Regions from separate parts of the Homo sapiens genome. Here region 2 is linked to region 1. The links are chromatin contacts, found by Hi-C or POLR2A ChIA-PET in ENCODE. All regions are on one chromosome and are shown on one strand. The core of a region is the stretch at or near the end of the contact, and the rest is flanking DNA. Distances in the headings are between cores, read along the strand shown.

The links. Hi-C counts contacts between places; a loop is a spot of excess contacts on that map. ChIA-PET counts read pairs that join two places held with the same protein, here RNA polymerase II (POLR2A). Pooled maps may share reads with other maps.
Region 2: a loop to region 1 is called in a map of dorsolateral prefrontal cortex, with 7 times the contacts of the local background. The contact joins two enhancer-like sites. A Hi-C loop is called at or near these places in 11 of 168 maps with a recorded cell type or tissue (Caco-2, PC-9, Right ventricle myocardium inferior and 7 more) and 11 of 50 pooled maps. POLR2A ChIA-PET finds 5 or more read pairs at or near these places in 6 of 52 experiments (BJ, HepG2, MCF 10A and 3 more).

Annotation. Positions count from the first base shown.
Region 1 is chr10:72,007,903-72,014,267 of GRCh38, reverse strand. CHST3 (carbohydrate sulfotransferase 3) reads right to left here. Exons shown (of 3, transcript NM_004273.5): 3 at 710-6,365. The coding sequence ends at 5,797. Among named protein-coding and RNA genes, the nearest start is that of CHST3, 47 kb to the right of the region's middle. Within about 2 kb of position 5,072, at least 28 of the 41 ENCODE cell types and tissues checked have a DNase peak (open chromatin) inside an H3K27ac peak, as active enhancers do; they include adrenal gland, ascending aorta, dorsolateral prefrontal cortex and 1 more, where a contact is called at or near this core.
Region 2 is chr10:72,043,215-72,049,039 of GRCh38, reverse strand. No RefSeq gene overlaps it. Among named protein-coding and RNA genes, the nearest start is that of SPOCK2, 42 kb to the left of the region's middle. Within about 2 kb of position 4,104, at least 14 of the 41 ENCODE cell types and tissues checked have a DNase peak (open chromatin) inside an H3K27ac peak, as active enhancers do; they include adrenal gland, ascending aorta, dorsolateral prefrontal cortex and 1 more, where a contact is called at or near this core.

The DNA of each region.
Region 1 (6,365 bases), core at 3,823-6,322:
CACCCATGCTCTGCAGGCAGCTCTTGGGAGACAAGCAGGGCTGAAATGTAGTAAGAACTAAAGTTGTTATGACGGATGTAACTGCAATTTGAAAGGACTCCATTCAATTTCTTAGCTGAAAGGGTCCTTGGCAACCTTCTTATGTGTTTTTGGAGATTTAGTTGAAGGCCAAATAAATCTGAAATGCTATCTGAACACGTGAAGCAGATCAAAACGCACAGTGACTCTTGTTGAGAGGGTGCCGCCTGCCCTTTCAGCTGACTTTTGAATCCCTAATGGGGCTTTTTGGGAACAATGTTTGTGAACAACTGATTACACCTTCATTCTAAAAGGAAACTGGTGTCCAAGTAAGGGAAGTGACTTATGCAAGGTCACACAGCCAGACAGTGGCAAAGCTGGGACTCATCCCCAGGCCCCCTGACCGCTGGCCCAACACTCCTGTCTCTGCCCCCAAATACCTGGGTTTTCTCTCTCTCCGCTCAGCGCAGTCCCCATCAGCTCTGCCAGCCTGGTGACGCAAGGTACATTCATCCTGCCCCATATTCCCCTAGTGCCTTTGGTCCCTTGGGAATGGGCAGGGGGATTCTCTGTCCTGCTTCATGCTGGAAGTCACCTCCTTTCTACCACTGTTAATTAAAAAAAAAAAAAAATTATGACCCAATTGCTGCTGAGAACAAATGCAAAGGAAAAGGCAGAGACACGCTGCAGGTTTTGCTCATTGCATGATTTCATCTTTAATTAAATAAGTCAAGTAGGCCATCAGGAGTTGGGTTCACATTCTATTCTGCAAAGCAGGCCCTGACTGCTGGGGCTGCCAGCTCTCTGAAGGGCAGCCCCAGCGTTTCCAGGAGACGGCAGATTGTCTGTGGCCATGGCAAGGACATCTGGGACGACAGTGACAGCAATGGGGCTGGGAGCAATGTGGAACGGCGCCAGAGGCTGAGCAGAATGAGCTACATGCTACACATACACACACGTGGATGCATATGTACATACCATGGCAGTGTATGCCGTGAAGGGGTGTCTCGTACCATGCAGACATGAAATAGCAAACAGGGCTGAGGTGTTGGCAAAAAGACAGTGTGCAGGACCTGGGAGGGAGCAGGGGAGCCAGGAAAATTTGGACTAGAATATACAGCTGAGATGGAGACTTCAGGGGGTGCCCAGTTCAAGCCAATGGCAGAAGACGCAGACCACATGGGTCATTGTATCCCCCCAGCAAAGCACCTGATCCATGACATGAGCTAGGCCTGTGAGGATGGCGCCATGTCTGTAGCCTTGGAAACACGTAACAAATTTGTCCCCAGTCCAGTTACGGGGTGCCAAAGGACACGAGACCAAAGGATCTTGGAGCTCTTGAGACAAGTGAAGTTGCCAATTCTGCTTTGTGCTTTTGAGGTAAAGAGCAGCTTCCACTGTCTCTGAAACTGCAGCGAGTTGACAGGTGATGCGGCTGCATTTAGGAAGCCCTGGACCCTCTCCCTTCCATCTGGCTGCGCCTTGTCCTAGAAGCTTCACAAGCAAACCCACCAACTCAGGAGCCCTGGATTTCAGCAGATGGTCCTTCTATCAGCTTGTACAGATCAATAAGACACACTTGGCTTGTGCAGGCATCTGCTTCCACTCAGCCCCAATTTCTCTCCCCTTAGCTCTCCTTGCCTCAGGTATCAGCCCTTGAGATCTGGCTTCACTTTCTGACTTTGGGAATGGGGATGGGAGGGGACTGCCTTGAGGACACAGCCATCCAGTCTTCTGCTCCTGTCTTAGCAAGGGACAAGCCCTACAGTCAATTGGTCTCACCATGTTGCCCAGGCTGGTCTCCAACTCTTGGGCTCAAGCAATCCTCCCACCTTGGCCTCCCCAACTGCTGGGATTACAGGTATGAGCCACCGCACCTGGCCTCTACGGTCAATAGGCCCTAGTATAGGAGAGGATGACCCGGGGCTGGAAGACTTTAGGGTCAGGATATCTCCTCTACCACCCAGGCCAAGAATCAACCTTCTGGGAAGGACCTCCTGCTGAAGCTCCTTCCATTGCCAGACAGACAGATGGCAGAGATGGGAGGGAAAGATGTCGTGTGATGCCTGGTGCCCTCTGTTCTGTGGGGTTTGGTCAGCAGCTGCCCCACTACGCCAGCCTCTGGCAGTAGCTCCCAGGCTGAGGGTGCTAGCAGACCGGAAGTAAACTTGTTATTAAACATCTCTTTTCTGTTTATTTTCAAGTGCATGTATTGCAGAAGGACAAAAGCCTAAATTTGCTTTATGTTCCTCAGCTTTTGGAAAATAACTCGGTGACCACCTGCGGTGTATGTGACAGAGACTGGCTTCTATGCACATCTGGTCTTCTCTTTCCCTCTCTATGGGGACCTGAGAATCCTGCCCTCCACTAACTACTCCCAAGGACCCTCCAGGGCCCTCATCCATTCCTCAATTTATAAACAGGTCCCGAGGGGAAGATGGGAACAGGCAGAGTGGGGACAGCCTGTGAGCATTGGACGCTGCTGTGTCTCACCAAGGCCTGGAACGTTCTGAGCCATTTCTATATGCTGGGCCGCAGAACTCATCAACAAGAAAGAACATGAGTAAACACTCATTGCTGAATGGTCCCCTTGTGCTAGGGAGGCTGGCGGCCAGTGGAGAGAGGCCTCAGCTGCTCCCTCTGTCTCCGGGCAGGTGGGCACCTTGCAGGGGAAGGCTTCTGGCAGACAAGCTGGAACAGAGGAGAAGCCAGGGCTGGCCTCGCTGGAAAAAGAGGCCCGGCCACCAGTGCTTCCATCTTCTCCATCCCAGCTCCAAGCTGAAAATCATATCCACATGGGTGACTCCAACCATATCCATAACGTTTCAAGCCAATAGTCACACCACACTGTCCTTCCCCAAACCCCAAGGGTTCCCAGAGCATCGCTGAGCCCCAGGGGAATACACTTCCAGGAAACATCCACGCGCTTGTGACCTGTCTCAAACACCCGGGCAGAGGTAATACAGCAGCAAGGGCCCTGATGTAGCATCTCAGATCAACAAGAGAGAAACCAAGGGATCTCAGATCTTAAACAACGTCCTGGGGCCATCGTGGTGCTGGCGCTCCAGCTCATTCTCCTCTTGTGTTCTGAATCGTCTTCTGGTGTCCATGCATGAACGGAGTGTGTGAATGGTTTCTATTGTTATTTTGTCTTTCTTGATTTGGGTACAGCTTTGAGTCCCTGCAGATAATAAGGTATTTTCTGTCTCTTCTTTTCAAAAAATAAATAAATTAAGTCAACCTGCAGTGTGCACATTGTCAATGTCCTGAGAAGTCCCAAAGGCCCATTCTTGGTACCATCCTCAGAGGGCGGAGTGGGAGGTCTTGGCCCAGAGTAAGAAGGAGGGATAAAGTCTACTGTCCACATTAGCAGGGCCCCTAGGAAGAGCCTTGGATGGAGGTGGCTGCCCCCTCCCCAGTCCCAGCCCCTCCGACCTCCACATGGGGAACAGAGGAGGGAGCAGTGGGGAGGCTGGGGAAGAACGGCCAGCACTTCTGGGCCTGCCAGAAACATCCTGGCCCCACGGTCATGTTTTCAGAGCTGGTGTTCCTTTGAACTCCAAATTAGAACCATGTCTCTGCACAACTTACTCTTGGACTCTAAAACCAAGAGTGTTGGGGTGTTCAGGCAAAATAGCAAAAGAAAAGAAAATAAAAAAAACCCAAGAGTGGAGACCTCCTTGAATGACTGGAGTCCACAGTGACAGAGACCCAGCAGCTCAAATAGGCTGATTATAGCGAATCCCATGAGATGGTTACTGGCCTCACCTTCTCCAATGGTGGCTTCCTGCCAGGACACACTCTTCCCTCCCCCATGGCAATGTTGGACTCAGATCCTGTACTTCCATGGTGTCCATATTACTCAACCCAAAATGCAGCCCTCTGGGTTTACAATGGGCCGTATCTGACAGAGAAATTGTCCAGGAAACCAGAAGCAGAGCTGGGCAGCCCTCGGCAAACCCTTGCAGCTCCTTGTAAGCTCTGGATACTGAGTTCTGCTCCTGGGTTTGAGGTGGGAGTGGGGAAGGCCTTCTACTCTGGGTACACTTGTCGCTTGTCATGAGGCCCCTGCCCACCCAGGAAACATGTTAGGGCCTGTGAGGGATTTTCAAATCCAGCTTCTTCTCAGGGAGGGGCGAGGGCTGCAAATCTCTGCTGCTCTGGACACTAGGCAAGAACGCTGGTGGCTTTGAGATTCATCCCACATGGGGTTCAAACAGAAAAGCCCATAGGGCACTGTGGCCTGCCACGTGGCCACCTCTCCTCGTTCCTCCTGGGGAAGGCTCCTCCTCCTGTCCTCTCCCTCTGCCAGGAGCCAAGTGCTCCCTGCTGGTTTTCCCCAGCCTCCCTCAAGCCCTCAGGCCTCCACTGCTTGGAAGAGGCGCTCCTACAGAAACAAAAGCAAAAACACAGCCATGAAACAAGAAAGACACCAAGCCATAAATAAAAGCCCGAAACAAAACACCCAGCACATCCTGCGTTAAGCAATACTCTTCCCAGGGCCCTAAGGAGGAATTCCAGGCACTGGCTGTAACCACAGCAACCAACTGGCTGACTCCTGTCCACGAGGGAGAAGGCGGGCTTCTCAGGGGAGGGGGGGCATCCTGGTGGGACTTCTCCCCCACGGGCACTCTGTACTTTCCTCTTGGCCCTACCCCAGATGAGGCCTGGCTGGAAATGGAAGGCCCCGTGAGCTGCCTTTTGCCTCCAGGGACCACAGCTGCTTCTGCCTGCCAGGCCTGAGGCAGCCTTCAAATATGGACATGTTCGGGAGCCAGCCAAGCTAGACGGGGCCTTTGGCTGCACCATTTCAAAACATCCTGCCTGCCAGCCGCAAGGATGTGGATGGGTCAGAGGAGGTAGCCATGAGAATCTAAGGCGGGCAGGGGCTTTGAACGCTGCAGTTCTGAATCCACTGTTCAGTCCAAACCCGGCCAGGGAACTGTGTCATGTCATGGCCCTTTAACGCGTTTCTTTCCCCTGCCCTGCCCTCGAAATAATCCTACAAATGTTAAGCACAGGCTCCTCTGAGGTGTGTCATACAGAAAAACCCTGTGGGCATAAGCAGCGAGGAAGCTTGTCTGCATAGATGTGTGTGCACTTGTGCCTTTATGATGCTTGTCTATGTATGGTGTACATGTATGTATGTCTATACGCATGTGTGTGTTTTGCAGCTCTATAAGGGGCCCATATTCATCAGTAACCAGCACAGCCAACCCATTCATGAAAACGCTGAATCGCTCTGTACTAGTTGGTAAACAGCCACTGTCACCTCAAACGAGCCTCAAATGCCACCTTTGACACCCACGGCTGTCCTAGCCCCTCCTCCAAGGACCCACCCAGATTCCAGACTTCACCATCCAGACAAGAAACGGTTAACACCAAATAAAGCAGGAGGTCTGACTGTCACTGGTCAGAGCCTTGCCCCTTCTGATTGTTAAATATTTGGACTCTGGCCTGCAGGGTCTCCAGGCACGAATGTATGTTTCTGTGTGTGTGAGATCGAAGCTTGCCAACAGGCCCGGGCCTGCCTAGGCCTGCTCAGGAGGCTGCAACCCGTTGGGTCTGGGTGTGATGGCCCTCAAGGGGACCGGGCACTGTCCTGTTCTCCGCAATTAACCCTGGGGCCGCCGCTTTGGCTGGAGCGCTGGCTGGGGGCCCTACTGCTACAGGAGGCGCTGCCCGCTCATGGCGCTGTGCACCCGCCCTCTGCGAGGGCTGCGGCAGAAAGACGGGGCAGGCCTTTCACGAGGAGGGGCATACGGGGCCCCGGCCCCCCTACGTGACCCAGAAGGTGCCCCTCTCCTCCAGCAGGCTGACTGAGCGGTTGGTGAGGGCGGCGGCGTCCCGCGCCAGTTTGTAGCCGAAGAGGCGCATGGCAGGGCCGCAGGCGGCCTGCACCACCTGGGCCAGCTTGAAGGGCATGCTGAAGCGCCACTTCTCGAACTGCTCCGAGGAGTTCTTCTGCGTGGAGTAGATGCCGCTGCCGTCGTGGGCCGCCTGCGTGTTCTTTTGGATCCAGTCTTCCACCTGCGGGGTCAGGGGGATGCCGGCGAAGCGGTACATCTCGCGGGCCTTCTGCAGCGGCCCGCGTGCCACGTCCTCGTAGCGCACCAGCATGTAGCGGCCCCGCAGCCAGGCGGGCTGCCGCAGCCCCAGCTCCGCGGACAGGCGGATGCTCTCGCAGTTGCCCCGCAGCCGCTGCACCTCCTCTTCCCTCAGGCCGTCCTGGCCCTCGTCGTCCAGCCACTTCTTCCAGGTCTTATACTTGCCGGCGAAGGCCACCATGCGCGAGGCCAGCACGGCCCGGGGGTCGCGCACCAGCTGGATGACGCGCAGGTCCAGGC
Region 2 (5,825 bases), core at 2,855-5,354, 36 kb before region 1:
TATTATTCCGCCCACTACAGGGATTGTGTGCTGGAGAAACTGAACATAAACCACAGAGGCCAGACGGGTAACTGGAGAGTGCGGGTCTCTGCCTGTCATTGTCAGACTTGGCTTTCCAAAGAAGCCAGAAATCTGGATTTGTACGTAAAATATCTAGATTTTTAAATGCTGGTAACATATTAAGAACCTGGTCCCTATATTCATGCTTTATAGATAGCACATCTATAGGTCGCATTCAGCCTGTAGAGCAACCAGTTTGTGACCTCTAGTGGAAGCTCTAAAACTTGGCTTCTGTGAGCTCAGAAAGACAGCACGGACCTATGCACTTCTGCCAGTAGCCACCAGAGGGCGTGCTAGGCATTGCGTCAGAAAACGCCTCTGGCAACCAGGCCCAGGAGGTGGCCAGGGAAATCCAACGGAGGTTTTTCAAGTCAGGGAGTGGATGGGATCGGGGGAGGTCTGGGATTAGGCTAATGACCAAAATTCATTCTATTTAACATTTACTCTTCCATAATTGTCTCTTAATCTTTTATGACTGGTACCCCTTGTCCACTAAAGATACCTGCTCCCTTGGCAGACAAAACAAGTTCAAAAACAGCAAAAGAATACTACAGGGAAAAGAAAGGAACAGCCAACAATAACCATTTGAAGACTTTTCTTGATTATGAATCAATCAATTAACTTAAGAAAATTGACACATGGCTGGGTGCGGTGGCTGACGCTTGTAATCCCGGCACTTTGAGGGCCGAGGTGGGCAGATCACTTGAGGTCAGGAGTTTGAGATCAGCCATGGCTAACATGGTGAAACCCCATCTCTGCTAAAAATTCAAAAATTAGCCGGGCATGGTGGCATGCGCCTGTAATCCCAGCTACTCGGGAGGCTGAGGCAGGAGAGTCGCTTGAACCTGGGAGGTGGAGGTTGCAGTGAGCTGAGATTGCACCACTGCACTCTAGCCTGGGTGACAGAGCAAGACTTCGTCTCAGAAAACAAACAGATAAACAAACAAACAAACACCCCTCATGTACCCACCCCTAGCTTCAACAATTAGCAACTCATGACAAATCTTGGTCCCTCTATGTACTTTTTGTTTCTTTGCTGGAATATTTTAAAGCAAATCCCAGGCATTGTATAACTGTATCCCAAAATACTTTAGATAGACACATTGTTTTATTTGTTCTTTTATTGTTGCTGTTGTTCTTTGTTTTCCACCAGAGAACTAACTCACAGCTAACTCTCATCCAACATGGGCGGATGAGAGCCCCTCTTAACTCGTCTCAGCCTCAGCTGTCTTAGGGGTGGGAGCAAACACCTTTTCCATAATTTCCATCTGTAGGTCCACTTTTCTGTTTTCCACCTTTTAAGAAATTTTTTAATGGAGATGGAGGTCTCACTATGTTGCCCAGGTTGATCTTGAACTTGTGGGCTCAAGTGATCCTCCTGCCTCAGCCTCCTAAAGTGCTGGGATAACACGTGTGAGTCACAGTGCTCGGCCTCTACTCATTTTTCAAAAATCAGATAGTATGGGTAAAACTCAGTGGTGTATTTTATTTTATTTTATTATTTTTGTTTATTTATTTTTTGAGATGGAGTCTCACTCTGTCACCCAGGCTGGAGTGCAGTGATGTGATCTCGGCTCACTGCAACCTCCACCTCCCATGTTCAAATGATCCTCTGCCTCAGCCTCCCGAGTAGCTGGGATTACAGGTGTGTGCCACCACGCCTGGGTAAGTTTTGTATTTTTAGTAGAGACGGAGTTTCACCATGTTGACCAGGCTCGCCTCGAACTCCTGACCTCAGGTGATCCACCCGCCTTGGCATCCCAAAGTGATGGGATTACAGGCATGAGTCACTGCGCCCAGCCTCAACAGTGTATTTAAATAATTGCCCAAACTCAGCCTTGCTGACAGACAAAGATGGCCACTGCCAAAGCTCATTTCTTGGCCGACACTTGGGCCTATCACAGCTCAAAGTGTTTGTGGGTTAACTGAGGCCTATGATGGCTGAATTTGGTGTAGATAAAAGGTAGTCTTAGGGTGTCAATGTCAAATGTTCAAAGGCCAAAGGTTTCGGGACTTGCATTTGCCTCAGTTTGTTCTTACCTGCTCTGGATATTGGTGATGGCTCTGTGTGGAAGATTATATTTTCCAAAGATGGTTGCAACATCCCTCAATCTACATGATGTTGAGTGACCTTGACACTCCTTCCATGGAGAGGTCTGTGTCCTGCATCTTTGAATCTGTTGGGCCTGTTGCTTGCTCATAGCCAATAGAAAGCAATGGAAGTAACACGGATGACTTCCAATCCTAGCCTATAGTATGTGATGCAGCTTCTGCTTGGTCAGTTAGAATACTTGGGCTTGGAGGCCCGAGCTGCCATATAAGTAGACTAGCCATCCTGAAGCTGCCATGCTGTTAGGAAGCACAAGCTGTCACACATGAAGAGACCACATGGAGAGGCCCTGAGACTATATGAAGAGAGACACTCGGCCATCCCTAGCTGTTCCAGTCTTGAGCCATTCCAACACCAGCCTCCATCTGACTACAACTTTATGAGATCCTTCCTGAGCCAGAACCACCCAACTGAGCCCATCCTGATTTCCTGGACCTCAGAAACTATGAGAGATAATAAAAGGATTGCTGTTGTGAACTTTAGTTCACTAAGTTCTGGGGTGATTTGTGACTCAGCAATAGATATTTGGAACACTTTTGAATATGTTCTGTAGATTTTCCTCTGAGGTTGGTGGAAAAGCCCTCCTAGGCTTGGGTGGAGTGAACAGCTTTCTGTATATTCTGATTTCAGTAACCTCCAAATATTCTTCTACTTGTGCCAGACAGTCGACAACTCTTGGCTGACTCTTTGCGATGTTGCTACCTGTCCTTCTTATGAAGAAGCGAACAGCGAGTGTCTGACCCCATCTCACTCTATCCTATTTTGAAGAAATGAGTCAGCCCCTTTCCTGAATGGGGCCAGCCGAGGGAGGCTGCCAGGTGTTCCCCTGGACAGATGGATTGTCTGATATTTGCAGATGCCTCAGCCCCTCATCGAGGCTTCCCTGCACCCTGTCCTCACACTCTATGAGCCAGCCTCCTTCCCAGTTGCCCTGCCTCTCCAGAGAACTCTCTACCCTCTTTAATGCCAAAAGCAGTCACTTATTTTCTCCTATGAACACTGGGAAATAGTAACTGACCACATTTTTGGTTTTGCTTTGGTTGCTTGAAGATGTATGGCCACAGTTGTGGCTTACCATGATAAGGGCATAGATCACGCTGGTAGAAGAATGATGAAAAAATACACAATTCTAATACTCAGAGATAAGGACACTTTGAAGTTTGTGGTACAGCCTCCCAGACTACACACATACGTAAAAGTGGGATTTTACAATACATAGAGTTTATACTGTGACTCTTGACTTCTTGGAGGCCATAGTCATTTCAAGAAGGTCATGAGACTTCTAGCTCCCTTTGAGGAAAAATCCTCTTAGGCCTATACATACAAACTTGCCATTAGGTTCTATAAATACATAAGTAGTAAATTAATTAGGTTCTATACCTATAACTTCAGTATTAATCACTGCATAATAAATATTATGAATTGAATTGTGTGGCTATATTGTAATTTATTTAATCAATTCCCTATCATTGAACATTTACATGGCTTCTGATGTTCCTCTGTTTTAAACTATACTCAAAATCTCGACCTGGTGTGGTGGCGTGCACCTATAGTCTCTACTAAGGAGGCTGAGGCAGGGAGACTGCTTGAGCCCAGGAGTTTGAGGCTGCAGTGAGCTAGGATCCCACCACGGCACTCCAGCCTGAGCAACAGAGTGAAACCCTGTCTCTTAAAAAAAAAAAAAAAAGTCATTCTGAGCATTTCATCCGAGTCTTCATTTACACTGGTTGCATCTGATGTGTCCTTGTAGCTGCTTTAGATCTTCTCTGGAACAAGGCAGGGCATGTTTAAATACATGCAGTGTTTTAAAAATGAGAAATACACCTTGGAACTGTCCCTAGCTGTGGCCCCAGGCGGATCCCGGTCCTGCCTCACCCACAGCTCCAGGAGGCCTGCGGAAGCAGGACTGGGCCCTGTTTCCAGGCAGCACGCGTCAGTGGTGCCTGTGATACATGCTGCCTGGCCAGAGAAGCAGTGACTTATGTTGTGGGTTGAGGAAGAACAGGGGCTGTGTGTTCATTCCTGGATTCAGGACCTCGCAGAGCTGGGTGGGGAGGGGGCTGGGAACGTGGCAGAGGCTGGCTGTCGGTCCTGTTTACCTCCTGGATGAGCAGGAGGGGGAAGCAGCTGGCTTCCAAGGGCCAGGGTGCACCAGCCGGCTGGTTCATGTGTCCACAAAGGCGGCCCTTCAGCAGCGGGCAGGGACTGTGTCCTCGTGCCTGCCAGCAGTGTCTGGAGGCTGCCCGTGGAGGTGGGTAGGGCCCAACACAAACAGCCACCAGAGAAAGGGGCCTTTATGGCCAGTGGAGGACGGCTGCTGGACTGCAGGGAGGATGCCAGCACCGTGCGGCCAGGGAAGTGGCCAGCAGGTGCTGCTCCAGGCCGTCCTGGCATGGTTGCACCAGGGCATTTGGGAAGAGGCTGTGTGCAGTGCTATGGGTCAGGGGCTTGTCTGCACTTCCTTCCTTCCTCCCTCCTTCCTTCCTTCTTGCCCTCCTTTCTTTCCTGTCTGTCTCCCTTTCATTTTTTTGTGGGGGGTGGTTCTTTCATCATTTTTCTTTCTTTCTTTTCTTTCTTTTTTTCTTTTCTTTTTTTTTTTTTTGAGACAGAGTCTCGCTCTGTTGCCCAAGCTGGAGTGCAGTGGCAAGATCTTGGCTCACTGCAACCTCCACCTCCCAGGTTCAAGCGATTATCCTGCCTCGGCCTCCTGAGTAGCTGGGATTACAGGCACCTGTCACCATGCCCAGCTAATTTTTGTATTTTTAGTAGAGATGGGGTTTCACCATATTGGCCAGTCTGATCTCAAACTCCTGACCTCAGGTGATTCACCTGCCTTGGCCCCCAAAGTGCTGGGATTACTGGCGTGAGCCACTGCATCGGGCCATGAGCTTCTTTTCAAATGGTGACTGGGCTGCTGATTTTCCTGTTGTCAATTTCCATTGTACATGCCTCTGGGGAACCCTCGTGGAGTAGGGGAGCTTGGTCCTGTTCACTTTCTTGCTGGGTGACACTTTCTTGCACTGATTGTCCATTTCTTCAGGGCTCAAGGATTGACAGTGTCACCTTTCAGGGTTGTTGTAAGGTAGTATCAGCTCGCAAAGCGCCATTGCCCTCAATCATCCTGACCACCTTTGCCTTTCATAGGCCCTGCCTCATCTAATTAGAGCACCCTCGTGAGATAGGGATGGCCGTTTCATCTATATTGCAGATAAGAAAACAGACCCAGAGAGGTTAAGCTGCTTGCCCAAAGTCACCCAGCAAGTAGACAGCACAGCCAGGATCCAAACCCAAGTGTGAGTTCTGAACTCAGCTCCTAACCACAGCGGAACCTCCCCCTCGGCGCCCCGTGTCACCTCTGCACGGATGCTCCCCTGCCTCTATCAGCCCCAGGAAAGCCCCTCTTCTCCTCCTTTCCCCAGAGACCCTTTCTCACCCAGCCTATCTCTCTCCCTTCCCTGCCAGCCCTGCAGGAGAGTGAGGACAGTAGGCTCCTGCCTGCCAGAGCTCACCCCAAACAGCTTCCTTACTGTTCAGCCAAGGAAACTGAGGCCCAGAGAGGGCTAAGGACTCATCCCAATCACACAGCAAATTGGCAACAGAGAACCAGAGCCCAGGCCTCCTGACCCCTTCCTCATTAGAACATTCTTTGCATTCC